Linked DNA regions of Homo sapiens: regions 1, 2, 4, 5, 6 and 7 are each linked to region 3. The links are chromatin loops, found by intact Hi-C in ENCODE. Cell type or tissue: IMR-90. All regions are shown on one strand. Region 1 has its middle 220 kb from the start of LINC02742. Region 2 overlaps LIN7C (lin-7 cell polarity scaffold C). Region 3 has its middle 270 kb from the start of LINC02755. Region 4 has its middle 270 kb from the start of LINC02742. Region 5 has its middle 160 kb from the start of LINC02758. Region 6 has its middle 9.2 kb from the start of LINC02758. Region 7 overlaps LINC02742 (long intergenic non-protein coding RNA 2742).

Region 1 (4,000 bases), 210 kb before region 3:
TTTACAAGGCCTGCTGTTGGGAAGCACAGACTCCCTGAACTCAAGACTTGCTAGATTGATAGCTTTCTCTAATATATGAACTCTCCTTTTGTTGAGCACATGGTCAGACTATATTTCTCAGGATCTCATGAGTGAATTGTGGCCATATGATTGTGTTCTGGACAGTGGAATGAGAACAAAAGCAATATATTCAACTTCTAGGCTTGACCCTTGGGAATCCCCATACCCAATCATGGTTTCCTCATCTGTCAAAGAGATAAATCTGAGGACCTAGGGGAGGGTAGAGACATAGCATGCTAGGAGCAGGAGTTTTGGTCTCTGAGTTTCTGCATGGAGTAAACCCCAACACACACACACACACACACACCAACAACCTGCCTTGGAATATGACATGAGCAAGAAATAGGATTGTGGCTGGACTCAGTGGCTCACACCTGTAATCCCAGCACTTTGGGAGGCTGAGGTGGGAGAATTGCTTGAGTCCAGCAGGTCGAGGCTGCAGTGACCCATGATCATGCCACTGCACTCCAGCCTGAGTGAGTGAGAGCCTGTCAAAAAGAAGGAAGGAAGGAAAGAAGGAAGGAAGGATGGAAGGAGGAAGGAAGGAAGGAAGGAAGGAAGGAAGGAAGGGAAGGAAGGGAGGGAAGGAGGGAAGGAGGGACGAAGGGAAGAAGAGAGGGAGGAAAAGAGATGAGTGTGTGAAGCCACTATATTTGGGACTTCATCTGTCACAGAATCCAGTGTTGTTCACCTTGAATAATGCTGTACTTAAAGTCAACTCTGAGTAATCACAGTTACCAAGTACAGTACTCCCCCTTTATCAGCAGTTTTACTGTCTTGGTTTTAGTTACCCATGGTCAACCATGGTCCAAAAATAAGTACAATAAGATATTTGGGTTGAGAGAGAGAGAGAGGTATTGATTTTCACATAACTTTTATTATAGTATGTTGTTATAATTGTTCTTTTTATTAGCTATTGTTGTTAAACTCTCATTGTGCCTAATTTATAAATTAAACTTTATCATAGGTATGTATGCATTTAAAAATATGGTATATATAGGCTTATTACTATCTGCAGTTTCAGGCATCCAGGGGGGTCTTGCAACATATCCCCTGTGGATACGGGATGACTGTTATATAGATGACTCAAAGCAGAGAAACACTGCAGTTATAAAAACTTTTTATATAATAGCCTGTTTAATCTCCAAAGCACCTATTTTATGGATAAGGAAACCAAGACACAGGGAGGCTGAGAAACTTGTTTCAAGTGACACAGTTACAAGAAGCAGAGCTGAGATTCAAACCCTGGTCACCTGACTCTAAAGTCTTCATTTATACTTGACTACTATGCAATAAAATATGCTATTATACTTTTGTAATCTACAGATTATCCTGAGTTAAAGATTGCTTCCACCACTGTTTTTAAGAGCCTGTTTCCTAGGGTGAGGTGGGTACAGTATTCAGTATTTATAGGTCTGATTTCATTGAATACCTCGTAGCAGTGCTATTATCTCCACAGAAGAAACACTAAAGTTTGACAGTTTAATGGTCAAGATACCAGAGCTGTTTTGAGCTGTTATTCTTACCCAAATCTTCAGATTCCAGATCCTGTGCTCTCACAAGTATGCTCTGCTGTCTCAAACCTGTCAAAACACCCCTTCTAGAACACTGTTTTCCTCCTGGCTGGATTCCTCCTGTCTAGAGGATTGCTTTGTTAGTGAAATGACATAATATATGGGAATGTGTTCTGTAAACCAGGAAACACTGAACAAACATAAGGCATGATTATTACCAGTAGTACTTAAGACAGAGAACAAACCATGACAACCCAATTGCATGTACTTCCTTATTATTCAGAAAGGGAGCTCAGAGGAAAAGTCTTGCCTGGGGAATTCAGTACAATCTGAGTGTATACTCTGCAGTTCATTCAGAAAACTGATTCCACAGTTCTCTTCCTAAGTTCTGCTTCCCAAGTAATTGGGTAATATCCACGTACATGCAGTGCAGTAGGATCACCTCTGCCTCACGCATCCGTGCCTCATTTCCTCACTTAATGCCTTCTCAGTTCCGTTATTTATTTTCTTTAATATTACTGCAGTACAGCAGAATGAGTCACACTCCCTGCCATTCCCAGTAGCACCCTCGAAGGCCCACAAAACAATCCGGTGATTTATGAGGACTTTTTCTACCCAAATGATACACAATCACAGAAGCTGGCTTTTCACTGCCTCGGTCTCCAGATCAGGGACAGGTTTCGGATATCAGCTCAGAGAAGGGGTTTGGATCCTTTGGCGGAGCCCGTGCAGTGGGGTCGTTCTAAGGCAGGGTGAATTGGATGACTGGATGGGGCAGAAATGGTGTAAATGAGGGTTTGGAAGACAAGCAAATGCAGTTTCCAGGAAGAGGAGTCATAAACACAGGAACTCAGGCTGTATACTAATGCTAAGAATGAGAAGGCTGTATATCTAAACCAGTGATTCTCAACCAAGGAACCCTAAGGGGCACTTGGCAAAGTCTGTAAACATTTTTATTTGTCACTAATGGTAACAAGTAAAGTGGGTGCTGGTTGGGTACTACTTACACCTAATAGATAGAGGCCAGGGATGCTTTTTAAATTTATTTAGTTATCTCTATATATTTATAAGAATTATATATATTTATGGTATACAACATGATGTTTTGATGTATGTATACATTTTGGAATGGCTAAGTCGAGCTAAGGAACATATCTACTACCTCACACACTTATTATTTTTGTGTAGCGAGAACATTTAAAATCCACTCTTTTGGCAATTTTGAAGTATATAATGCATTGTTATTAACCATAGTCACCATGTTGTACAATAGATCTTCTGAACCGATCCTCCTTTCTAACTAGAATTTCGTATCCTTTTACCAACATCTCCCCAACCCCCAACCTCCACTCCTGACCCCCAGCCCCTGGTAACCATCATTCTACTCTCTGCTTCTACGAGTTTCAACTCTAGATTGCAGAAATGTGAGATAAGGCAATACTTGTTTTGCTGTCCTTGGCTTATTTCACTTAGCATAATGTCCTACATTTTCATCCATGTTGTCACAAATGACAGGATTTCCTTATTTTTTAAGACTGCATATTATTTCATTGTGTGTGTGTATATATATAAATGTGATATATATATATATATATATCATTTTTTTCATCTATTCATGGTTGATGGGCACTTAGATTAATTCCACATCTTGAGAATTATAAATAATGCTGCAATAAACTTGAGAGTACAAATATTCCTTAGACATACAGGATTGCTTTTAAGCTTTCTACAATGCACAGGACAGCCCTCTCACAACAACGAATTATCCATCTGAAAGTCAATCGTGTGGAAGTTGAGAAAACCTGCTCTAAAATCAAGAGAAAGATCCTAGTTCCATTCCGACTTAGAGGTTGAACCATGGGACCATGATAAGGGGAGACACTGAGTCTCTAAACCCTTGGCAACACAAGTGTTTTCTTCTACCCAATGGTACCTGTTTTGAAAGTTTAATTATATCACCTTCTTAACTTAAAGATGGAGCTTTACAATTAAGCAAGAGGTGGTGACATTTGTGCTGGATAGACCCTAACTTGAATTCTTGGTCAATTGCTTACTAGCTTTGAGACCAGGCAGAATGTTTTTAACCTCTCTGTGCCTAAATTCCAACATCTGTACAATGAAAATAATAATAATTAACTTGCACAGTAGCATGAACATTTAATAAATTGCTGAAGTTTCAGATGTTTGCAGCTAAAGTTTAAGATCCTTGCCATCAGATCTACAGTCTAATATCCATGCCAGCAGAGAAGGCATTTTTGATGCTTGCTATGGGTTAGTGACTTTATACACATAATAATTTCACTTATTCAACAGCATTTAAAGTAGACTGTTGCAGTGGCTATAAAAAGGAGAGAATGGGCACCACATTATCTCATCTAGACTGAGGTTTTCCCAGCAGGGACCTTAATTGTACTTTTGTGATGAGA
Region 2 (4,000 bases), 1.8 Mb before region 3:
GTGGACAAATGAAATATTTCTCAAATTCCCATATTTGAATCATAAACAAAAGTTGCCTCTTTAAATCCAACAATTTTAGTATGAGTTCCTACTTATTTTGATGGAATCTACAGATTCTCATGAATACTTCACATCATAATTTCTATGTATCTTAAATATATCCTCTTTTCTTCCTATTTAAAATCAATTATTTAAATTGAGCTAGTAAGAATGTCTACTCTTGAAGCTAGTGAGGTTAAAGGTATTACTTTTCCTTCTTTGCTTCAGCTACTTCCCACCACCAAATAACTGGTTTGTCTCTAGGAATGGAAGGACTAAAATATAGGGGAAATACTGTGCATTTAAATAAAAATGAATAGTATTTAAAAGAAATCACAAAAGATGAAATCTGAACCTGTTTTGCATTTATAATTTGATGTACGGTTGAACATAAATAGGGATGTAATAAGTAATGCTATCAATTACATCCTCTTGCCTCAATGCTCAAATATTAAGAATATGTATTTTAGCAATGATTGTTTCAGTGTTTAAAAACTTACTTTCATAAATCAGTATAAATGAATATCCATTATATATTATGTTTAAGTAAAAGTGAAAAAACTTGCACTGTACTGAGTCATGATTTACCACTGGTTATATATATTATGTGTGTGTTCAAAGTACAAAATGCAGCAATGATGTTAACATTGACAGTGTAATGAACTGCCGTAGATGAGACTGTTATGCTTAATTTCTTGGAAAACTGTAAAGAAATTTCACAGGTTAAAAAAAATAGAGTAAGCAAAAAAAAAGAATTGGAGAACTTTACTTTTAAATCAGCAGCTAAATGAAGAAAACTTTTCCTTTCTAAAAAAAGATTAAGAATGTAAAAGTACATTTTAATATTAAAAAAGCATTTTAAAAAATCTATAACAACTTTATGACAAAATCTGCATTTGAAAAAGGCCTGTAAAAACAGTAGGACAGAATTGCCCTCATCACCTTTTACTTTTTCTTGTCAGAAAAAAGTGTATGCATCTCTGGAACCATAAATGATGTTAAAATAGGCATTTATAAAATGACAAGGAGAATTTCATGATAAATTTGTTTGTTTTCTTACAATCATTGGCATTGCAGCCATTAGTAAGTCACAAGGAAAACTTCTCTAGCTAAAACGCAAAATGAAATATCAAGTTTTGAAATGTATTAGGTCTGTTGCCTGCGTTTTGCTGATCTCATTTTTTCAAAGCGCGACTCCATTTCTTCTAAGACTTTGGGTGTGTATCGTACCACTAATTTAACCTTTCCTTGTGCGGCTTTCAGCAGTTCTACAGCTTTTTCATGATGTTCTCCTTCAACACTCTAGGGGAAAAAAAAACAACCAACCATACACTAATATCTAAGTTTTGAAAGTAACTCAAAATGCAAAAATGTTTACAATATATATAATGAAGAAAAGTTTTAATGTTATATTATTCCAACATTACAAAACTAAGAAATAATCCTGCCTTACCATTTTAATCTATATGAAATCCTCTCTTACATCATATTCTGTTTATAGTCTAAAAGCTGGCTTTTAAGTTCCAAATAATTAGCATATTAATCTATATGCCTTATTATTTCAGTAGATCAAGCAATTGGCATTTTATAAGAGTAAAATGAGGGTAGACTTCTAATTTAATGTATTGCCTTTAATAAAGAGCTTATGTCATAAAAATGACATTAAGCACTGCTAATTTACACTGCAAAATACACTTATAGTGCTTAAAAAAAAGGATCACTGTATTAATAGTACTGCCTAGGATTCCCTCAAGGCATTTCTAAACCACAAGTTTCTTAGGTTTCTCCTATTACTCAAATACGCCCCCAGGTGGTCACAACAGATCACTACAAATAGAAATAAAATTCATCCTTACCACTCCATTAACAGAGAGGAGTTGATCTCCACGTTTGAGGCCCCCATGTCTATCAGCAATTCCACCTGGAATTATTCGGGATATATAGATTGGAGAGTTTTGTTCTTTGCCTCCCATAATATTGAATCCAAGGCCCTCTTCTGTTTTTGGTAGCTCAACAACTCGAGGATGAGAATGTCCTTCACTGGCAGCAAATGCAGCAACAGTAGCCTGAAAGAAAGTTTTACATATTAAAAATATGACTTTTATTTACTTCAGTTCTTTCATCTTTTGTTTCCCCCCGAGATGGAGTCTCGCTCTGTCGCACAGGCTGGAGTGCAGTGGCGTGATCTTGGCTCACTGCAAGCTCCACCTCCTGGCTTCACGCCATTCTCCTGCCTCAGCCTCCTGAGTAGCTGAGACTACAGGCGCCTGCCACCACGCCCGGCTAATTTTTTTGTATTTTTTTTTAGTAGAGATGGGGTTTCACCACATTAGCCAGGATGGTCTCGATCTCCTGACCTCGTGATCCGCCCGCCTTGGCCTCCCAAAGTGCTGGGATTACAGGCGTGAGCCACTGCGCCTGGCCTCTTTTGTCTCTTTTTAAAAACTACTTTTGAGCACGTATTTTTGACGTCTGAATGCTCACAAATTCACTGGTGATTCTGAGAAGGTAAGCTAAACAGAAGGTATTTTAGAGACGACAAATGAATAATTTCGAGTTATGCAGGAAATGTTACGATTTTTTGTTATGATTTTTTAGGTCATTCCTAGCCCATTCAGTGCCCACTCTTTTGTGCAGTCCTGTATGCGCAGGGCTTGGCAAGCAGACTTACTGGGCAGACTGATATTGTACATGGTAAGGAGGAAAACCCCTTCCCCAGCATGCTAGCAGCCCTGGGCTTTAGATCTGGATCTCCCAACTCCTTCAGGAGCCTTTGTGCAGGACACAACCTACCTATATAATCAACATGGAGTTGCCCTTATATGTAATCATTTTGGCTTCTGTACTATTTGTACTATATACTAAATATCTAAGATGTCAAGAAATAACTCAATATTGAGAAAAAGAGAGGTACATATAGCCAATCTGAATGTTTTGTTGCTTTAGTTAACTAGACACAACTAAAAATCCCCACAGAAGATGAAACAGAGCCGTATCTTCTTTAAAGCTCAACTTTAGACTAATCCAAACTAATTATAAAGTTGAGATTTTGTTTCACTTTGCTTTAAAGGGTAATTATCTAGTACCATTTTTTTGTGATGGATCACAAAAATGGGGAGGAGGAAAGAAATCAAGATTTACTGAACACCCGTTATCTTTGAAGAAATCAAGATTTACTGAATACCCGTTATCTTCGAAGCTCTGAAAAAGGCCTCATTTTTCAGATAATGGAATTAAGGCTCAGAAATTCAGTAGGCTATCAAACTCACACAACTCAGCAATTAAAACCATGTTTCTCTGGTCTTTTCTACACTGATAAACTATATCCACATGTTTAAGTATTTGTATTCAACAAAGAATCCACCATTTCCTTTTGTGAGCCAGTAACTATCCATAAAAAACTATCTGCTGATGATTAATTTAAGTCACCGACTGCTGATATTACCCTGTTCAAACCCCCTATCATGAATAGTGAGGTCAATACCTAAATTATTTGAGGAAAACAATGGCACAGAAATGCAGATAATGTAAAGAAGAAAGCAAAAATCAACTCGGGGAAGTACCCCAGCTCTATCATATGCTATTTGTGTGGTTTGCGGCAAATCACCTCATGCTTCCTCATCAATAAGATGAGGATAGTAATTCATATCTTAAAATTCTGATTAGATTTTGTATAATGAATATTATATAGTATCATATATATAACATATACAACACAATTATATATTGCATGATACATATTGTATGCAAGTACATTTCTATTGCATTATCTAAACTGCATGATAAAATAGCTTATGTAAGCTATTTATCATGCAGCATTTATGTAAAGGCAATAGAAACAAATGTCTTATTTCTTAGTACTTGAGAAATTTGGTGTAGCTTGAAAGATACATGTTAGTCTTCAAAGTAAGTTTATTATGAATTTAATAACTCCATATTTTAAACTTCTAATTTATGAAGA
Region 3 (4,000 bases):
GATTTTGCAGTCTGGTGGGAGAATAGGTGACAAGACACAAGTGAATGTGAATAAATGCTTCAAAATGAGATAAGTGTTATGCAGGAAACAGGGTGCTAAAATGAAGTCTTTTTATTGTAGGGGTTTATGAATTTCTTCCTAAGGAAGTAGCATTTGAAGTAAAAGATGAAGGGCGAAGGAGTTAACAGAAAAGGGAGAGTGTGTTCAAAGATTCTGAAGTTGGAAAGAAAATGGTCTGTCCTAGAACTTGAAAGGCCAGGGTGGCTAGAGCACAGAGAATGAAGAGAAGAAATAGGACTCTAAGATGAGATTGGAGAGATGGACAGGACCCAGGCCAAAAACCCGAAAGCCGTTGTAAGGCTTTTACTTTACTTTTTCTTATAGGAAAGATGGTTTAAATCAAGGAGTGGAAAAAATAGATTTCTGTTTTAAAAATTGTACTCTTCGGCCAGGCACGGTGGCTCACGCCTGTAATCCCAGCACTTTGGGAGGCCGAGGTGGGTGGATCACAAGGTCAGGAGATCGAGACCATCCTGGCTAACATGGCGAAACCCCGTCTCTACTAAAAATACAAAAAATTAGCCGGGTGTGTTGGCGGGCGCCTGTAGTCCCAGCTACTCGGGAGGCTGAGGCAGGAGAATGGCGTGAACCGGGGAAGCGGAGCTTGCAGTGAGCCGAGATCGCGGCACTGCACTCCAGCCTGGGCAACAGAGTAAGACTCTTGTCTCAAAAAAAAAAAAAATGTTACTCTTATGGGAGGGTGGAGAGTAGCAAAGAACCAGGTCAGAGGCCAATACCATCATTCTGTCAGGAGATAGTGGTGACAAAGAACCAAAAAACTATCGGGACCAAAGATACAGAGACAGTTTCCCCTATTTCATAAACTCAACTATAAGGAATTTAGTATTTTGAGTTGACTCACAATAAAATATGCTTTCTAAATTTTAGTTCATTGAGAACAAAGGACTGTTCGGGAATCTTTGACAGTCAGCTCAAGGAAAATGTAAAAAGTTGGGGAAAGAGTGGCTGTAAAGTCTCAGAAAACCACATGTGGCATTTGGTTGAAGGAAGTATAAGCAGTGCACGTAGGAACTGGAAGCTTTTCAGATACCTATACTGTGTATCTTTCTGAGTCTAAATTTTTTTCTCGCATATGATATTTTCTTTGTACACATCCCATTCTTCTTTCTGCAGACTGAATTCCTCTGCTTATTCATAAAATTAGTATCCCCAAACTTCAAATTCTTTATGGCTTTGGTTTGCCAAAGTGAAGCTCCTACTTTGACACGGGGTGCCTTTTCAACCCTAGAGCCTTCTTCCTTCTGGATTCAGGCTTTTTGTCTCCTGATCCATGTTCTCTCAGGCCTCTGGATGGGTAATTTCAGTCTATGGTTGCTTTCCACTTACTTCAAGTATCCATCCCAGAAACAATTCATTATCACAATGGGAGAGTTTGGTAAGCGTGATTGCTCATTTTAGAAGCTGTCGTCAAATTGGATTAATTTAGAAATGAAAGCTAAGCCTAGAAGAAACTGAGTTCATATCACAAACTTAAAAAAAAAAAAAAACCAACTTTTACACTTAGAAAAACTAAAACAAACAAAAATTGAGTTTCCACACTAACCAACACCACCAGAACAGAATATAAAAAAGGCAGGTCAGGCTTAATAACTTACCTCTTAGCTTCTCTGATTAAGCAAGGCTTGAGCATGGGAAATCTTTGGTCCATTTTGTTCTGTTACATTTTCTAATAACCCACAACCACCTAAGTTATGAAATGCTATAAAACAGAATGTTTATTCCCACTTTCAGCATTCATATATCATCTGCTCAAAGCTAGACTTTAAAGTTTGGAATGTGGAGAAGACACGTGCTTTATTGGTCTGCGGCATTCATGTTTTCTGTTGACACCATCACTCTTGAAAGACGGAGGAGAGAAAATGAGACATCACCTCTGGTTGAGTGGAATTCAATTGCAGAGGACCATGGCTGCGGAAAGCTTACAAAGTGCACTCAAATTTTCAAATCTCTGGACTTTCATGTGCAGGTAGACACTCTGGAGCCATCTAGTGGCATAACATCATTGAAATGAGAAGAGCCAGGGTTGAGAATTGACGAAAAGTCCAAATGTAACTCCAGTGTAATCTAGCATAGTCTCACCCACATGGGTCATGATTTCAGGAAGGTAACTGATATGGCAAATGCCCTGGTTCTGGGAAGGAAACTGACAACCTATGATCCTGCCTCATTCCCTGTGACTGCAGTTTCTTCTAGCACTGTTCCTACATGTGCATCACCTGGTGACCTAGTTGGAGTGGAATTTATGAGCAACAGTTATTTTAATGAATCTGTTAGAAACAAAATACAAGACTGCGTTTAACCACTGCAAATTGTAACATGTCAGTGACTTTACCATTGTCTCTTAATTAGCTCCACCTATTTTCAAATAAGCAGCTTGGGGCCGAGATAGAGTTTCAAAGCGTTATTCAATGGTTTTAAGTTGTTAAGCTAGTGCTTTATTTTGACTGATATTTATGGGGCTGGAGGAATAGAAGAACTGGAGGCATTTTTTCCTTTCTCTAAAACTGAAAACCAATTCTCTCTATGATGATTTAGACTGGAGCTAAGATATAATACTTGGAAGAGGTTTTCCTTAGAAAGTGCACTACTGCACTGACAGTGACTTTCTATTCATACCACCTCATTTCTTTTACTTGGTAAACTAAATTAAGCTCTAGGACACTTGTTCTCAAACTTGAACATGCATCAGAATCAACTAAAAACCTGTTAAAATGCAGATTGCTGGGCTTTATTGGAGTTTCTGCTTTAGATAGGTCTGGAGTAATGTTCAAGAATTTGCATTTATAAAAACTTCCAAGGAGATACTGATACTGTTGTTGGCTGAGGGACTGCACTTTGTAAGCTATTGCTGTGGAAAATTAAGGCATGGATGTTCACCTTTTATTGTTTTACTGACTCAAAGACAAAGCCGAAACACTCTTTCTGGCCTTCTCAATGAGCAATAGGGTTTTATGGCAGGTAATCTTTTATTTTTTAGAATAGATCTGGTTCTTCAAATGAGATCCTTCATAGAAACTCAATGTATAAGACAGGTAAAAATAGAGCTCCTTTGATTAATGTGAAGGTGAGAGAACAGCACCTCTTCTGTCTTTCCTCATAAATTTCCATAGCAGATACCGGCACCACCTCAGCAGAAACTGGGAGCCAGCATAGAGCATGTTGAAAACCAAAGCGGGTATTACTATCATTGCTGACTCTTTAGCTCCCTCTTACATGGTCACCAGATGCTCAGAAGTTTCTGTTCATCATCCAGATTGTTCCATTCCAGCCTCAAATTACTATTTTCTACAAAATTATTGGTTTGCCCCTCACTGATATATTCCACTGGGTTCGGTGCAGTGTAGTTATAATATGAATAAAAGAGTGTGCATTGTTCTTTTCCAGATAACTCTTGATTACAGAATTTGTTTTGTAATACCAGTCCATGAGATATTGGGAATGGTGTAAAACACCCATACTCCATGAGGAGCGTCTGTGCACAGCTACATTTTTCAGCACTTCTAGCAGCATGACATTCACGTCCCCATTGCCCTGGCTGTTGTCACTGTTCCCAGGACCACCGTCATGCTTCCCACCAACCCCTTCCACAATTACAAAACAGATAATGGCATTGATAACTAATGTATCACTTATCACAAACAATTACAAATATTTATTGAGTAACACTTTTGAACTATATCCTTTAATTCAGAATTCTCCCCTTCAATAGCTCAAAGATGGTTGATATATAGCAGAGAGAAGGCAGGTTAGGAATTTTCACCAACTTGCAGATGTTCTAAGTCATGGCTTTTATCAATTTACCTATGGGAATATGTAACCCTATGAATATTTTCCTAATTTAGATATTTCTTTGTTTCATCTCCAAATGAGTTCTTGAATCTAAACTACTACTCAAAAACAGAAAAGTGGAAAGTTCTAT
Region 4 (4,000 bases), 160 kb before region 3:
TGAAATTAAAGCATTTTCAATTTCAGGCTTTGAAAATAATGGTATAAAAGGAAGTAGCTGCATTTTTGGGACTCAAGGTAATAGGATATTCAAATCTTTCTTTGGCCTCTACAGTTAAGGTGCACCTGTCTTTCAATATTGGTAGAGGATATATGATCAGAGAGCATTCAAAGCTTTTTAAATCCAAAGGAAGGACAGAGCAAGACGGACTTGAATGTGTAACCTTCAATTAGTCTAATTAAAGGAATAATAGTGACCATAAGGCATCATTAGAGCCACTGCAGCCCTAAGTTCACCTTCAGTTCCACGGATATTGGAGTCATCTCCTAAAGTTGTCCTATAAACTTTCAAAGGGAAAAATCGGGAAAAGAGAAATGAAATAGTTCTTACTATAGTCCAGACTTTCTTTTACACAATTTAGAGCTCTAATAGCCTGTTTGATGTAACCATCTTTAATTATAGGTACCTGAAATTGGGCACTTCTAAAACAGAACTTCTCATCTCCTTCTAATCTTTCTCTACCTCCCTTGTTCTCTTAAAATCATTGGCTCTGCTTCCGCAGCCAGGGCATTTGATGTCATTTTTTATACTAACCCCCTCTATATCCCATTCTTTCTATTTAAACCATATATAGAGTATCAGTTATATCTAGAGATTTTTTAAGATCCATTTCCCATATCTATCTCAATGGCCAATGTGTTAAATCCCATCCCTCATCATCTATCACTTGAAAAACTGCAACTACAACCAAATGCTCTGGGTGCAATTCAGTTTTCTAAATTGTCACAAATTTTTACTCCGTAAAACAAGGATGATTTTATCACCCTTTGGACAATATTTGCTACTGGATCTTTGTCTTTTGGATTAGACCTCACTTTTCTAATTAGCAGGGAAGGTCTTCTGCAATCGGGCACAGCACAAAAATCTGTCTCTGATAATGTTACATAATGATCAGCGAAGAACAGTGAACTGAGTCTTAAATACTAGAAACCACACATTTGCAGATTATTTTTGTTGTTTTTTAAATTATTTTTATTATACACAAGATTCATAAGTCTTTATCAAACACATAATCATCAGCCAACTGAACTGAGTCCCAGATACTAAGAATCAAGGATGTGCAGTTATTTTTATTTGGTGTTTTTTTTTTTTTAGTTTTTATTATAAAGACTAAAGTTCCATAGGTCTTTATAAGAAAACACAGAAAATTTGAACCAAAACAAAACCCCAAGAAGTCAGAGTGCAAAAGTTTACTCGTATAAATATTGGGTAACATTCACTTTTTAAAAGGATGTAAGGTCTGTATTAGTTGCCTCTGGTAGGTTGACTATCAAAGCATTTAGTTCATGTTTTTGTGTATCTATCAAGTGTTCTCAGTCTTTGTGGAATATATGCTTTTGTGGGTTAGAAAATATTTTAATTTCAATTGGTTATCTGGTAAGATTTTAACCAGACACAGGAAATTTCTATGTGTGCTATTTGATAATAAAAGAAAACTTCTTAGCTTTAGGGAATTATTTTACTTTAAAAATTGCTAGATAAAATATCACAAGAAAGAATAGTTTCTTGGCCTGCTTCTATGAAAACTTCTTTGGGTGAATACATTTGCAGAGACATATAAAAGCATTCATTAGAAGTGAATCATGGTGTACTTTCTTCAAATAATTTTCCATTCAAGTGACACTTAATTCATAGTTTATACATTCAGGGCCAATAACTACACAATCCACATTCCATAAGGAGTACCAAAAATGTATAAGATGCTCTAGGCTTCCTGAAAATCGAGCATATTATGTCTACACAGATGATAAGAAGAGGAGTGAAATGGTGAGATTGTCAGCATTCCTTTGATGTCTTTTAAACAAAGATCCTATTGAATGTTGACTCATTTTCACTCCATGTGATCTTATGGAAGAAAAATGTTGTTTGGGTCTTGAGATCTTAGGCATGCAATGAAACTAGATTTCATTCAAACACTTTTTTCATTTTTGTAGTGGAAATATTTTTATTCTTCAGATTTCAGCCTCATTAAATTTTCAAGCTACAAAGACACATAAATAGCATTCAGTGAATTTCTAACTGTATGACAGTCTCAATAATTTCAAGAGGTCTTCACTAATTTACTATTCTATGCAGTCAAAGTAGAAAATTTATCTCCTGTAAATTGTTTAACTGCTAATGCTGGATACCACTGAGGACAGCTATCTTCAATATGTTTTTAAATGCAGAAAACATATTTTCCTAAAAGAAATAAACAAGGACTCAATTACTCTGTAAAATTATTCATTTGCTGGGAAGTACCATCTTACCTCCATTCATATACCATTTAGAAAGTAGGTTTTTTATGTTTTTATTTTAATTGCTCTTCAGTTGGCCTGTTCAAATAGATTCTCCATTATGTAGGTATTCCCCTGAGATGGAAAGTTAAGTGTTTTGTTATATGTGTTTAAGTCTTTCAGGCTACCAGAAGGATAGCAAGAGTTTGGGAGAGCTGTTGAAGGAAAGGTTCTTTATGGTGGGGCTTATTTAAATTACAATAATTTTATTTTCTTGGGACTTCTTCAAGGACATGTCAGGTAGACTGAGAATTACACATCTGAAAAAAGAGAGACAGAAAATAGAAGAGTAAATATAGCAAATGAATATTCCCATGGAACAGAAGTATTGTTACATAATATTTGCAGATAATTTATTCTTAATATTTATCAAAAGTTTTCTGCTTAACAAGTGTGAGGTTTTGGTTTTCAACCCAACTATCTCTTCCATAATCCCACAGTTTTTTTAAAAAAGAATTATGAAGAAGAGGTAAGAAAGGCTGTTTCTTTCCCTTTAGACCTCTCCTGTCCCCAGACTTCATAGAATGAAGCCTACTTAAACTCCTTTTCGAATCTATAAGGGAACTGAGCACCTCTCTGACATTTCCTAGTGGAACAATGAGAAGAGCCTTTTCCCTCTGGACATCTGCACATGCATCTGAATGTATACAGAAGAGCCAAATATGCCATGTAATATTAATTACAGTGAGATGGGGAGGGAAATATTTCTAGTGATACTCCAAATAAGGCATAGAAACCCCAGCAACACTAACTACAATACGCCCTTGACAATACAGATATCAACAAACAATTTATAATATGTTGAAAAGGAAGCAATCTAGTGGATGATACCAATCATTAAATCTTCCCTAAACATTAAGTCAGGACAATTCCTTTATGAAATATTGTGGTGAGAAATACAGTGACCATGATGATAGTACAAACTACAGAATATACAAATACAATTCCAATAGATTCCATGAGATTCCAGAGGTCCTTAACAATGGTCACAGAGAGGAAATTATGAAAACTACTACTGATGGTCTGAACAAGAAGATGTTGCTGCTTGATTTTAAAGCCCTTTGTGTTAGACAACAAACTGTCGTCCATATCAGGCTTTTAGGATCAGGTTTCCCACAGCAAGAGCTGTTTGATCATAAGATGCAGCTTTAAACTTGCCATCTGTTGTCAGAACCAATCTCAACTGAAGCCGAAGTTTTTGTTTTTTACTTTTTATTTATTTTTCGTCAGTAGTACAGTGTACCTTGGTTCAGTCCATTCTTTTAAACTCAGATAAATTTGAGTTTGGCTATCAGACTTGGAACTCACTGCTTGCTTTGTTTTGAGTAATTTACTTGTCCATACTGAGTTATGGCTTTTTCATCAGTCAAGTGGAGATGGATGGCAACTCTCTTAGGGATTTTGGAAAGAGTAAACCTAATTCCTGAACAGCAGTAGTAATGACAATTCTGCATCAGTTATCTTTATCTAGAGCAAATCTTCTACTCAAATATGAAAGTTGGGATATCACCTCACTTCTGAGCTCTAAGCCATACTTCAATACTTATAAATGGTCTTGTTCCATGGTTTTTACCCGTATGAACCTGTTTTGCTGATTTGCTTCGGACCTGGATTCCTTAGTATATGGAACCCATCCTTTAACTAGAAGTTCCTTGTTAGAACTA
Region 5 (4,000 bases), 630 kb before region 3:
CTAGATTCCTGGCTGGGAAGAAAATACAGAGGGTGCTGTCTCCTCAGATTTTTCTCTAGTCATGAATCTAGACCTTCATCAATCATTCTTGGAGCCCTTAATATGTGCTAGATTAAGTCGAGGAGGGGAGACAGATTGGCAAACTGGCAAGTGTTGTGAAGTATTGAAGGCATAAAGAGAGGAAAGTAAAGCAAGGAAAAGGAAATAGACAATTCCCCCAGGGAGAGGGCAATGCAGAGGAACACAAGAGCTTCCTCTATCAGATGGGTATAGATTCAAGGTCATCTTTATTCCACCCTCCTTCTCTAGTGATGCTCCTCACATATGGCAAAGTTTTCTATCTTGGCTGGATATGGTCACCTCAGTCTTCTACATAATAGAATATGATCATCTACTTTTCAAGATCACCAGAGTCTTCTGAGAAGCCATCCAGCTGCTCAAGAGATGCAATGACATCTGCTTAAAATACTGAGTATTAATTCCTATTATATTAATAATATACAATCTTACCAATATGGTTGAGAATTGTTGGTTGATAGAATTTGCATGGTTATACACTTAGACTAAGGAATTAACAGGGTAATTTTAAAAGTTGTGAAGTACCTACTGTATGCCACACCACAGGTTACAATACTGATGATACAGAGATTTGTGGGACAAAATCCCTGACATCAAGCTGGTCACAGTTAACCAGGGAGACAACATATCCAGATAACTGTAATAACCTATTTTAGGTAAAATAATAGAGGTTTGTTTAGAGTTCTGTGGTTATTTCTGCCTCGATAAAATCAAGGAATTCTTCCAGAAAAAGTGACATTTAGACTAGCTCTTGAAACATGAATAGGAATTTCCAAGGTTTTCTGGAGAGAGCCCTGGGAGTCTGTTGGGGGAGGCAGCATTAGATACTGGTACAAGAGCAAAACCAGAGGGGAGGAAGGTTTGTGACAGTGTGGGAAGAAAGAGGAATGTGGTTAGGATGTAGAGTGCACAGGCAAGTGGTAGGAGATAAAACAGAAAGGGCAGGTTGGGGATTTATTTTGAACAACTTCAAATTCCCTTTCACCTCTGATCCTTTCCCACAACTCCCTAAATCTTTAATGACCAAGATGTTTCTGCTTTCATAATTTCAGGAAACCAAATGAAGGCAATTTATCACAGCAAATCCACAATTGACAGCCCTTCCTAAAATTATTTTTTTTTAGTATCTCTGTCCTTTTCTTTTAGTAGCACTTTACTGGAATAGCTGACACCCTAACCATGGAACATCTCAGCAGAACTGACTTTACAGAAGGTCCTCAACAACACCAGGAAGGAAGTGTTCTACCTTTGTGGAGATCTAGAATTTTGAACATTAATAATTTTAAAAATACGTAACCATTGTTTTCTTAATATTTGATGTGGTTTTCCTTCTTCAAGGAGAGCTAAGATCCTGCTAGCCTTGAACTTTTCAGCCTTGACTATTTGTTAAGTTCGGAGAGTGGAAAGAAAAATCATTGCAGGCTTTTTTTATAGAATGGAAATTTTTTTAAAATTCATCTTGATGTAGCCGAGAAAGGAGCTGAATGAAGTCCCATAAATTTTTTTTTAAAAGAAATTCACCTTAGAGTTCAGAGGAAGTGTGGATATCTTTAGTTTGAGAAGGACTTATTTTTAAGGAGACTATGGGAAAACTTGGAAAATAGGCTTGGGGTGAATAATCTCTTTTACTTGATGTTATTCCCAAAAGGATTTCTTCCTCCCACTCTTCCCTGACCCCATCACCTTTCTCTCTCTTTCTCTCTCTGTCATCTGTAACTCTGTATCTCTTCATTTTTCCCTTTCTCTCTCTTTCTACATCGCTCCCCCTCCCATTACCACATAGGCACACACACACTTGTCTACAAACCTATAGAGCCATAGTTCAGTGAAACCTCACTTAAATAGGTGTATTCCAGAAAAGTGAGTTTTCTAGATTACAGGAAGTTCCACTTGTCACTCAGTAACTTTTATACAAAGTTTAACTGCTGTTAGTGAAAATGTTCCTAAAATGCTGGGCACACTTTTCTACCTTCTTAAATAAAGTGTGATAAATATAATTTAAACGTTATAATTTTGCCACTAAAAAGTTATTACTTTGAGACCCATCCCTAAACTCTAAGTTTTTATTTTCTTATTTTTTTTCCATCTCACTCTCTGCAATAAAATAGCTACAGTGTTCTGGGTACCCCAAATTTCTACCCAGTCCTTCATTCAAGACCGAATTCCCTAAATTCCCAGCCTCAACTGCTATTTGCTGCCCCCTGCTGGCATCTGGTGACAGTACCTCTCTACTTGAACTGGGGGAGGGGAGGTGTGCCCTCCTTAACCCTTTGTTGTATGCATTAATCCCTCACATTCAAATTTTGTTTTAGTTCTCGCTACAGAAAGAGAAATGTATTCTAGAAAGTATACATTAAATAATGTCACATTAATTCCCAGCAAAATCTCAAAGTGGATTATTAAAGATGTGGTTTGTGTGCACTGAAAAAAACCTAATGATCTTGTGTGGAGCAATAGGTCTCTATATACACATGAAATATATTAACACCAATAACCTGATCTTCTTTTAAATGAGAATTACTAACCTGTGTTAGTGAAATGCTACAGTTGTTGATTACATTGGTTTTGCATGAATTCAGATTGTTGATGGCTTTGTGATCCCTTTCCTTTTCTTCGTAGCTTTTTCCTCGCCGCACCATCACTTCCTCCATGATGAAACTGAACTCTTGGCCAGAGCATTGTATAGGAGTATAAATACACAGTGAACAAACCTGAGCCCCTAGAGGGCAAAGATGGCACTTCACTTTTAAATTTTTGTGTCTCTCTAACATGTATATCAGTGTGTGGTATATTTGTGTCAAAATATATTGAGACTTAGTAACTAGGAGGATGATGTTGGATAAGATCCTTATATCTCTGGCCTTCATTATAATTAATTAACTGATTTATTTTTGAGAAGAAGTGTCACTCTGTCGTCCAGGCTAGAGCAGAGTGGTGCAGTCTTTACTCACGGCAACCTCTGTTTCCTGGGTTCAAGCGATTCTCATGCCTCAGCCTCCCAAGTAGCTGGGATTACAGGTGTGCACCACCACGCCTGGATATTTTTTTGTGTTTTTAGTAGAGATGGGGTTTCACCATGTTGGCCAGGCTGGTCTCGAACTCCTGGCCTCAAGTGATCCACCCGCCTCAGCCTCCCAAAGTGCTGGGATTACAGGCTTAAGCCACCTCGCCCAGCCTCTGATCTTCATTTTTATCACCTATATAATGATCTAGAGGAAGCATATCTCCAAGGACCTAAGACACTTTAAAAATCGCTGTACACAGGTATAACCTTCTCAGATATTACCGAGTAGAGCAGAACTAGTTGTACCAATTCTAAAAGCCCTCTGTTTTGAGTGATGATTTTAGAGTGATTTTTACTGATGCTTATATCCCTGTTTAGTAGTTTTACTACTTCTGTCTCCTGTTGATAAGCTGTTAGCTCTCCATTCTCACTTCTTCAGTACTAATCACCCCTCTCCCACCTCTTATTTGCTGATGCTAAACCTCTGCATCTTGGAAACCAATATTCTTATTTATGTTACATAATACTAAACAAAAATGTTTGAAATTCTGACACCCTGTAGCCCTTTGTGGTAACGTTAGGTTTGTTTCACTTCATCCTGTGGCAGACAGCATGTGGCCTTTGTGAGAACTATTCCCTCAGCCCTGTCCCCATGAAGTTCTGCTCTGTGGCTATATTTCAGACAGATGATGTCGCCAAAAATCTGATCTTTAAATGAGTTAGGGGCATTGTTACATAATCGCTGGTAGACCACCTGTGTATTTCTATTCAGAGCATAATCTGCCTCCATATGTTGGCTGATATGTGAATAGATCAGTGTGTAAATCAGAGCACAAATATTTAGTGAGAATTTTCCCTCACTTTGTGTAAGCTTCTGATCATGGAGATTCAAAGAAGTGAAAGGCAGAATCCCTAGTC
Region 6 (4,000 bases), 800 kb before region 3:
TGATAATTGAACGAAGATCTGACAAAAGAAGTAGGTGCTAACTAGGACTGAGAGGATTAAAAACAAGGCAACAGATAGGAAATATGCTACCATTTTTCTTACTAACATTACTGTTATTTAATAGAGACCTTCTTAGCGTTTTTATCTCATCAGTGAAGTGACACTTTGTCTTATGATAATTCCAGGTCTGGCATTATTTCATAATTCCTTGTCTGGAATAAATATTTTCAAACTTGAAGGTGATATACCCATAAAAATTCTGACTCTCAAAGTAATTGCCAACTGTGGCATGCATGGGAAGAATTTGTAAAAAAATGACTCAGTGTAAATCATGATTATTTTACATTTTTCTTAATTTTGTACCTATTTCCCATTCTCTGCCTATATTATATAATAACTTTTATATCAACTATATTTCCCATGTTAAACCTGAGTTATGAAATTCTTTCTGCATCTTTTCTCATGTATTGGAAAGAAAGTTAATTCTTTTCAGCTTAATCTTACCCAGTGCAAAGCCCTTGTAATAATGTACTTTATTTTTGAAGGCTTCTGACCAGTAAACTGCATACTTCAAAAAGGGACTATCTAAGCCCAATAGGCACCACTCAGCAACGAACCAGCTGATTCCCTAATACTAAGCAATTATGTAAGGACTGTCCAAACATAATAAAACAGCATTTCTCCCTCAGGGGAGGACTTAAAGGAACAGTCACCTCTTCCTACTCCTTTCATATAACATTGCTGCTTTCCCATCTGAACCGAGACTAAGTCAGCGTGATTGGTTAAGCTCTTCTTACTGAGAACAAACTGAACCCAGATGTGAATTGGGGAAGGCAGGCCAATTTTGCTTTTGGTCTTTGCAGTGCCAACGGTCCAATTTTTTCAAAGCTTTACAGTACCTGGCACTTTGGGCCATGTTGTAAAGATCAGGCTTATGAATGTTTATTAGTCATTCTCTGATAATTACTTTGCCACGATTTTCCAAATGGACAAAAACCTTATTTTTTCCTTATTTGTGGTATGTGTGTTTGTATCGCATAGATACTAAATATTGAAAGCTAGATTTCAGATCATTCTATGTTGGCTTAACTGAGCACTCTTTAAAATAGAGGAAATGCTGAGACTTTTAATTGGTGAGCCATTCTGAAGCAGAAATATTGTAATGCATCTTTTAATCTGTCTAATTTTGAAATTTATGAACAAAAATGGCCCTGTAGAGAAACAAAATGGCATGAGGCAAATGTTTGACATGTAATAGTAATATAACTGGAATGAGGTAGAATCCTTACCTCAGGTGTAATGGCTTAAATTTAGCAATTTCTAGGGTCCATGAATGGAGTGGGTTCATAATCCTAAAATGTTCAGGAAGGATGAAGACATAGGTGGAAATCTGCTTACGTTGAGAAGAGAAAGACTTTAAGATCAATAAACAGCACTTAGTTGAAACCACTAATGAGGTATACGACATGTCTCAGAAATCACAAGTTTATTTTGCTTTTGTGAGAAGTCAGAATAACTTGTGGCTGAGGCTGTCAACACACTAGACCGCAGCCTTGTGTCAGCCTCTGGTTTTTCTAGTGCTTAAGAAGTGTCAAGTTCCAAGAGAAGGGCAGAAGCTCTGTCATCTGAAGCATGCAGTTCATCAGCTTCATACTGGAAAACAACTTGAGATGTATCATTTTAAAGCACAAAGGATGTAACTTTATGAAAATCAATTTCTTGTTATTCTTCCATACTCTCCATACACCCACTTTTTAAAGAAAAAATATGCCCTTTTGCAAAGCTGGTACTTGAAAATGTGGAACGCAGAAATTCACCCTGATCTCTCCCTTTTCCCCCTACTTCTTTCGTGAATTGAGGAATACACTTGTCCAGATTATTTTGGTGTACATAGCAGGGGGTGGGGGGCGGGGGTAGGAATATGGGAGGAGTGGAAATAAAATGAAATAAAAAATTGATTTGTATTGCTCTGTTTGGCGTTTAGTGAAGACTTGATTAGTCCTGGGGGTTCTTTCATTTCTCCAACTCCTCCAATTGCCATAATCCTTAGCTCTATACTTGGAACAATATGAGTGCCCTCTGGTGGACAAAATGTCATTTAAATTTTTGTGTATATTGACTGAACATGGGTAAGTATGTAGAAAATAAATCTTATGTTTCAAATGTCCTCATTGAACTTCTGAAATCCATAAAAAATTAGTTTCTGATGTTCAAGGGTTGTGACAGCAGAAAATAGCTCCATAAAATATGGGGATAAAAGGCAAGCTGGGGTGGGTACTCCTGGTCCTATTTGCTACCAAAGTAGAGTCTTGGAGCTATACATAATTGGGAAGCTGAAGAGGAACTCAAATGTCTAAGGGGAAGGCCAATAACTCTACTTCTTGGCCATCTATGCAAAGATTAGAAATGCTATCATTAAGAAGGAGACATTAATGAAACAACATAAGCACAGGCAAAGCCTCTAAAGATCTATGCCTGTTGGCATTTGGTGGTTAAAATTCTTAAAGAGAGAGACAGAGAGAGAGAAACCACAAAGGTTGTATAACCTATTACATGCCTAAATAATGCAAAAGACATAAAACAATGCAGGCCTTTGCAGTAAAGGCTTATAAAGCATGTTTTCCCATTTATTCAGACTCTATCTTCTCTGTTGGAGAATAACACATTAAAGGCTGAATGCAGAGTATCTGGTTATTTTAAATCTCCTTCAATTTTTGACTTACTAAAAGGATAGCAATCTGATTTAAATTACCAAATTGGCAAAGCTCTAGAATTATGGGCAGCGGTGTGCTGATAAATGTATAACAACTGTTTCCAAAAAAGAAAGCCCTGCTTGGTAATATCTGCCAATTTCCATGGTGTAAATAATATCATCATGGTTGATTTAAAGCTACCAACATAACGTCACTGAACATACCATTCTAAAGACATGCGCACAATTGACTTTCAGAAACTGCTACAGGGCAGCTCTAGAATGCCACTAAATAAGAGATTTAGAATTTTTTTTTCTGTAATTTTCATAGTTTGGACCATGAAGATATATTATTTTTGTAATAATGAAAGAAAAACTCAAAAGTTATTTTAAAAATAGGCCCCAACTGAAGAAATTATTTCTAGCAAAAATTGTTTAATACAGTCTATCTACAATGTTTCAAAACTTAATATGTCTCTCTTAAAAACTCTGTAAAGTAGATAAAATAGATATCTGTACTACTTCTTGACAGGGAAGGAATATGAAGTCTAAGGGGGTTTAAGCAACTTATAGAACTAGTCCTATAATTCTAGTTTTTTTTTAGCTGTTTATTTATTTCCCTGTTTTACATACTAAATGGCAAATTCACAACTGAAATTGCTGCTTTCTAACTGCATTTGTACTTTTCATTCAACTGTGGTGTTTGCTTCAAGCAGAAAAGGATTATCTGAAGCTATCTCTTCAAGAAATTTCTGATTTTATAAAGCAATTGATTACTATATAATCTGATGCTATCACTGCTATACTCTAAAATGATGACAAAAACCACCATCCATCCCAGCTCCCATGGACCTAGAAAACAAGAGGAGAGTCTGATTATATTTTCTACACTATCTTTTCCTTGTATCATGCTTTTATTAGTTCAACCAATGTTGATAAAATCCTTGATAGCTCTAATTTCTGCCAATCATCCTCATATCCTTGAACTTAAGGAACTCACGTGCCTAGGTTTAGTATATTCAAGACCACTCCAAACCACTGAGCCATGTGAAAATCAGAAGTTTAGGACAGTGAAAGGAGAACAGATTTGTGAATCAGGAATATCTTTATTTGAATATTGCTTCAGATACTTTCTGTGTGACTTTCAGCAAGTCACTGAATCTCTCCGATCCTGTTTCCTTTTCTGAAAATAATAATGCCTACCTCACCGTAAAGTTGAGTACACTAAGTTAGATGGTATTGATTAAATGCTTATTAAAATACATGACATATTGTGAACACTTGAAAAATGGTAGTAGTAATATTTCA
Region 7 (4,000 bases), 370 kb before region 3:
TGCTACATATTATATACTTCATTCTATAGAATTGAGTTATTTAAGAACAAATAAAACATTCCTAATCCTATAATCATAATTTTCTAAATGTGAATTTCTTTTTGGTGATGCAGTTTCTGTTGAAATGTTCTTTTTGTGACACTGTCACAGCAGGTAATTATGAACAGAAAACATTGTCCTTCTATAGGGAACAGAGCCTGTGCATCACCTGATCTAAGCTGGTGTGTTGTGATATTTGAATAAATTAGTAATAATGTGCTTTTTGAAAAACAAGTTCCATCTTTCCTAAAAGGTAATTTTAAAAATCTCATTTAATAAAAGCTCAGAATGGTTACATTCTCTTTTTTTTTTCAGATACACTGACTTATTATTGAGTAGGATCATTCTCTGATAATTCTGCACTGAATAATACTCATATTAATATCCTGCTCATCCTCAAACAATAACCATTGTCATGGTAACTACATACCATGGGAAAACAAATTGTACAAATGAGCTTCTTCCATAATTTTAATTATGCAAATAGAAAATTGAAAGAGTACATTTTAAGGAATCAGTTTCCTATTTATAATTATTGACTAACGTAAGTGATTCATGCCATTTTCCATATCACTGTTGATATGTTAAAAATGTTAACATGATTGCATTTATCTGAATTTGTGTTGATGTTCAATACAGGAAACATTGAAATTTCTCCTTTAATATCGTGCTTTAAAGAACAGTATTAGAGTTTAATTTAGTTATTTTAATCAATTATTCTGTTTTCTGGACTTAATGCACATAAATTAGGGAGTGACTGTCATGAAACAAATTCTTATTTTTTTTACTGCTCATACAATTGATTTCGTAGTTTGATAGGAAATGTTAGGGCTATTGTTACAGATTTATTTTTTCATTCTGTTTATTTTTTTTAAAATAACTGGAATATGTGCTGGGTGTTGTTAAGGGTATTCAAATTAAAATCAGATGTCTATCCCTTCAGAATTTAGACTTTGCTGGAGAGGCAAGATAAAACAACTAAAATACAAGGCTGTATGAACTATTTGCACAACCCTGGTATGAGTAGGACGTGTTGAGTAAGACATGTACAAGAACATGCTATCAATGTGACAGCTTGCAGATCAGATAACATGTTCAGAGTGGAGACAAGTAGAAAATTTAGGGAAAAAAAAAGATCAGTGAAGCCAGTGACAGGGAAGAATTATAAAACTTCACATGAATGGCCTTGACAATTATGGATCATTTCAAATCAATGCATGGTAGGTTATTTTTTTCTTCTTGTTTTTCTTCAAATGGAGATTTTTCTAGAGTGGTTCAAAAACTCATATAATCATAGAAAATAAAATATTCTTAAAGAAGTAAAATGCAGGGGGCCAGCATGGTGGCTCACACCTGTAATCTCAGCACTCTGGGAGGCTGAGGAGGGTGGATCACCTGAGGTCAGGAGCTCAAGACCGTCCTGGCCAAACCCTGTCTCTACTAAAAATACAAAAATTAGTCTGGTGTGGTGGCAGCCACCTGTAATCCCAGCTACTTGGGAGGCTGAGGCAGAAGAATCACTTGAAACCAGGAGGCGGAGGTTGCAGTGAGCCAAGACCGTGCCACTGCACTCCAGCCTGGATGACAGAATGAGTCCCTGTCTCAAAAAAAAAAAAAAAAGACGTAAATGTGGGAGAGATCATGATCAGCAATTCAAGTATGTATTAGTGTCATACCTCTTATTGGAAATCTGAGCACCTAAGGGTAATATGGCACAACGCACACACACACATACTCACAGGAGTCAGGGTGAAAAGAAAGACATAAAGGTGGCATTGTTAAGTGATTTATAGTCTGCCTGATCAGGAAGTGGTATGTTCAGAGCTTTCCTAATAAGGATTGCAAAGGCAGCATCGCAGAAGTGAGAGGTAGTAGGAATGGCGAACTTTAGCATGTGCTGAACGTAGCATTCAACTAAAATCAGAGGGTTTGATAAATATTATCTTGAAAAAAAATCATTGAAATTAGCCACTTGGGGTAATTCTGATAATCAAGGAGAAAATGATTAAAAATATTGATGATAGGCAGCTCTTAGTAGGAAGGTCATGATATATTGAAGATTCATACAGCAAGGCAGAAAATATTGAACATTACTAGAAGATATTATCCTTATGAAAATACATCATAAAAATATAAAGTATTAAAAAATATGTTCTGGGGAGGGCAGTCTTAAAAAAGTAATTTAGTTCAAGATTATTTAGAGATTTGACAAAATTGATTTGTCATTATAGATATACACAGTCTAATGCAAAGGAATGTTTTTAACTGATCAGATTTTAAAAATAAATAATCTAAGGTTGGAAGGAGTTAAATACAATTAAAAATATGGGAAGGGCTTAAACAATGTCAAGAAAGCAAAGCTAGAAGAATTTGATATTTTCTTAGCATGAAGCAAACAAGAAGATGTTTTGCAATCATGTTTCAACTGAGACAGTGAAGAAACGTAGGATTGCCTGTGGGAAGATGACATAGTGCTTAAAAATGAGAAAAAAGAAAGTAAAATGAATCAGTTCTTAATCATTGGTAATGATCTTTAAACACATAAAAAGAGAATATTTCACTAAGGAGAGAATGAGGCTCAAGTTGTGGGGTATTAGGAAATATCAAGTTCATAAGTTAACTATTTTGGGACCAAGGGCTTGTAAGAACTAGCAGAAGACATGGAGAAACATTGTCAGTAATCTCTGAAATAATTAAGGAGAAGAGATGTAGTGAAGAAAACAGGGAATTGGAAAATGTGCAGATGTTGACAGAAGGAGCATGCATTACTAAAATTGCACTTCTGTAAGTTTGATGCTATTCCCTGGTGATGTTCTCATCAGCATTTTAATGTGTGGTTGGTATACTTTAGGAAAGCAGATAGTGATGGCTATGCATTTACACTGAGGAAGACTACAGTTGTAAGAAGCTATAGAGAGGCATGGTAACTAAACCTGGGTAATGCATGCTGGGCAGCTTCTTTCCTCCTCAAGCTCAGTATGTCCAAAACTGCAATGTCCTGCCTCTTTTCTTTCTGCATCATATTGATGGCATTGACATCTTCCTAATCAATGAGGTTAGAAAACAGGGTGGCATTTGTCATCTTTCTCCTCCATTTTCCACATTTCCCCATCTAAACACTGAAAATCCCCAATTTTATATCCTAAACATTTCCCGTATAATTTTCCTCCTTCCTTCTCTGCTCCCCCCAACTTCTCTCATAATCACTGTCATTGAATACTGCTGAAGTTACCAAACAGATATTACTAGTTTCATTTTTTTTTTGTCTCTCAAAGCCATTATCCTCCTGACTGACAAAGGAATCAGCCTAATATGCAAATCTGTCCTCGTCTTCCTCTTGGAGGTCACCTTCAAAGGGTCCTTATTGCCTCAATGACAAATTTTAAGTTACTTAATGTGAAAGTAGTGACTTTCATCACTGCCTAATGCTTTGGATTCAATTTTCACTATCCTCTGCCTCACATTTATATTCCAGAAATATCAAACTGTATATATTTCTCTACACATAGCTTAGAGGATTTTGCTCTGTTCCTTGCACTTACAATAAAGCAAGTTGGACTATATTAGCATTTGAGCTCTGGAGTTAAAGGGTCTGGTTTCAAATCCTTGCTCTACTACTTATATGACAATATTCACTTATTTATGAAACCTCAGGTTCCTCCTCTGTAAATTAAGAATAGTGACATCTTTCTCACCACATTATTTGGAAGTTAAATGAGATCATGCTTGCAAGATGCAGAGTGCAGTGTCTGGAAAAGAGAAAATAAAATAGCATCTCTGTCTTCTCTGCTTAGAATTTCTTCTTTTACCTCTGTCTGGAGTATGTCTTCTGTTCTCTGATAATACCTGATGCGTAATTTTATTTTATTTTTCATACCATAACAATTTTTCTCTTTATGCACCTATACCCCCACTGGACTACACACAGGCAAATAAAACTATGTCTAGTCATATATTTAGC

The links. Hi-C counts contacts between places; a loop is a spot of excess contacts. Peaks named below come from ENCODE experiments on the same cell type or tissue, not always from the same donor. Only the 100,000 strongest peaks of a DNase experiment are listed, where the experiment ranks them.
Region 1: a loop joins it to region 3, with 7 times the contacts of the local background. A loop is called at or near these places in 2 of 110 quality-filtered maps.
Region 2: it touches region 3 in a loop (5-fold over the local background); 13 of 110 quality-filtered maps call a loop at or near these places.
Region 4: it touches region 3 in a loop (5-fold over the local background); 9 of 110 quality-filtered maps call a loop at or near these places.
Region 5: it touches region 3 in a loop (5-fold over the local background); 12 of 110 quality-filtered maps call a loop at or near these places.
Region 6: it touches region 3 in a loop (8-fold over the local background); 12 of 110 quality-filtered maps call a loop at or near these places.
Region 7: a loop joins it to region 3, with 5 times the contacts of the local background. A loop is called at or near these places in 2 of 110 quality-filtered maps.

Annotation. Positions count from the first base shown.
Region 1 is chr11:29,118,125-29,122,124 of GRCh38, forward strand. No RefSeq gene overlaps it. Among named protein-coding and RNA genes, the nearest start is that of LINC02742, 220 kb to the left of the region's middle. In IMR-90, no CTCF peak of the experiment used is centred here; DNase peaks (open chromatin) are centred at 1,127 and 2,037; H3K4me3 peaks cover 326 bases; H3K27ac peaks cover 3,431 bases.
Region 2 is chr11:27,497,464-27,501,463 of GRCh38, forward strand. LIN7C (lin-7 cell polarity scaffold C) reads right to left here. Exons shown (of 5, transcript NM_018362.4): 4 at 1,896-2,105; 5 at 1-1,341. The coding sequence ends at 1,186. Among named protein-coding and RNA genes, the nearest start is that of LIN7C, 7.3 kb to the right of the region's middle. In IMR-90, a CTCF peak has its summit at 1,826 (motif pointing left); a DNase peak (open chromatin) is centred at 1,848.
Region 3 is chr11:29,327,079-29,331,078 of GRCh38, forward strand. No RefSeq gene overlaps it. Among named protein-coding and RNA genes, the nearest start is that of LINC02755, 270 kb to the right of the region's middle. In IMR-90, a CTCF peak has its summit at 2,068 (motif pointing left); a DNase peak (open chromatin) is centred at 2,153; H3K27ac peaks cover 3,559 bases.
Region 4 is chr11:29,172,050-29,176,049 of GRCh38, forward strand. No RefSeq gene overlaps it. Among named protein-coding and RNA genes, the nearest start is that of LINC02742, 270 kb to the left of the region's middle. In IMR-90, no CTCF peak of the experiment used is centred here; a DNase peak (open chromatin) is centred at 1,802; H3K27ac peaks cover 3,527 bases.
Region 5 is chr11:28,695,836-28,699,835 of GRCh38, forward strand. No RefSeq gene overlaps it. Among named protein-coding and RNA genes, the nearest start is that of LINC02758, 160 kb to the left of the region's middle. In IMR-90, CTCF peaks have their summits at 2,286 (motif pointing left) and 2,786 (motif pointing right); a DNase peak (open chromatin) is centred at 2,266; H3K27ac peaks cover 335 bases.
Region 6 is chr11:28,527,707-28,531,706 of GRCh38, forward strand. It overlaps a transcript of METTL15 not described here. Among named protein-coding and RNA genes, the nearest start is that of LINC02758, 9.2 kb to the right of the region's middle. In IMR-90, a CTCF peak has its summit at 2,070 (motif pointing left); DNase peaks (open chromatin) are centred at 1,535 and 2,065; H3K27ac peaks cover 718 bases.
Region 7 is chr11:28,960,877-28,964,876 of GRCh38, forward strand. The region is part of intron 1 of LINC02742 (long intergenic non-protein coding RNA 2742); the gene reads left to right. Among named protein-coding and RNA genes, the nearest start is that of LINC02742, 61 kb to the left of the region's middle. In IMR-90, no CTCF peak of the experiment used is centred here; a DNase peak (open chromatin) is centred at 2,475; H3K27ac peaks cover 1,737 bases.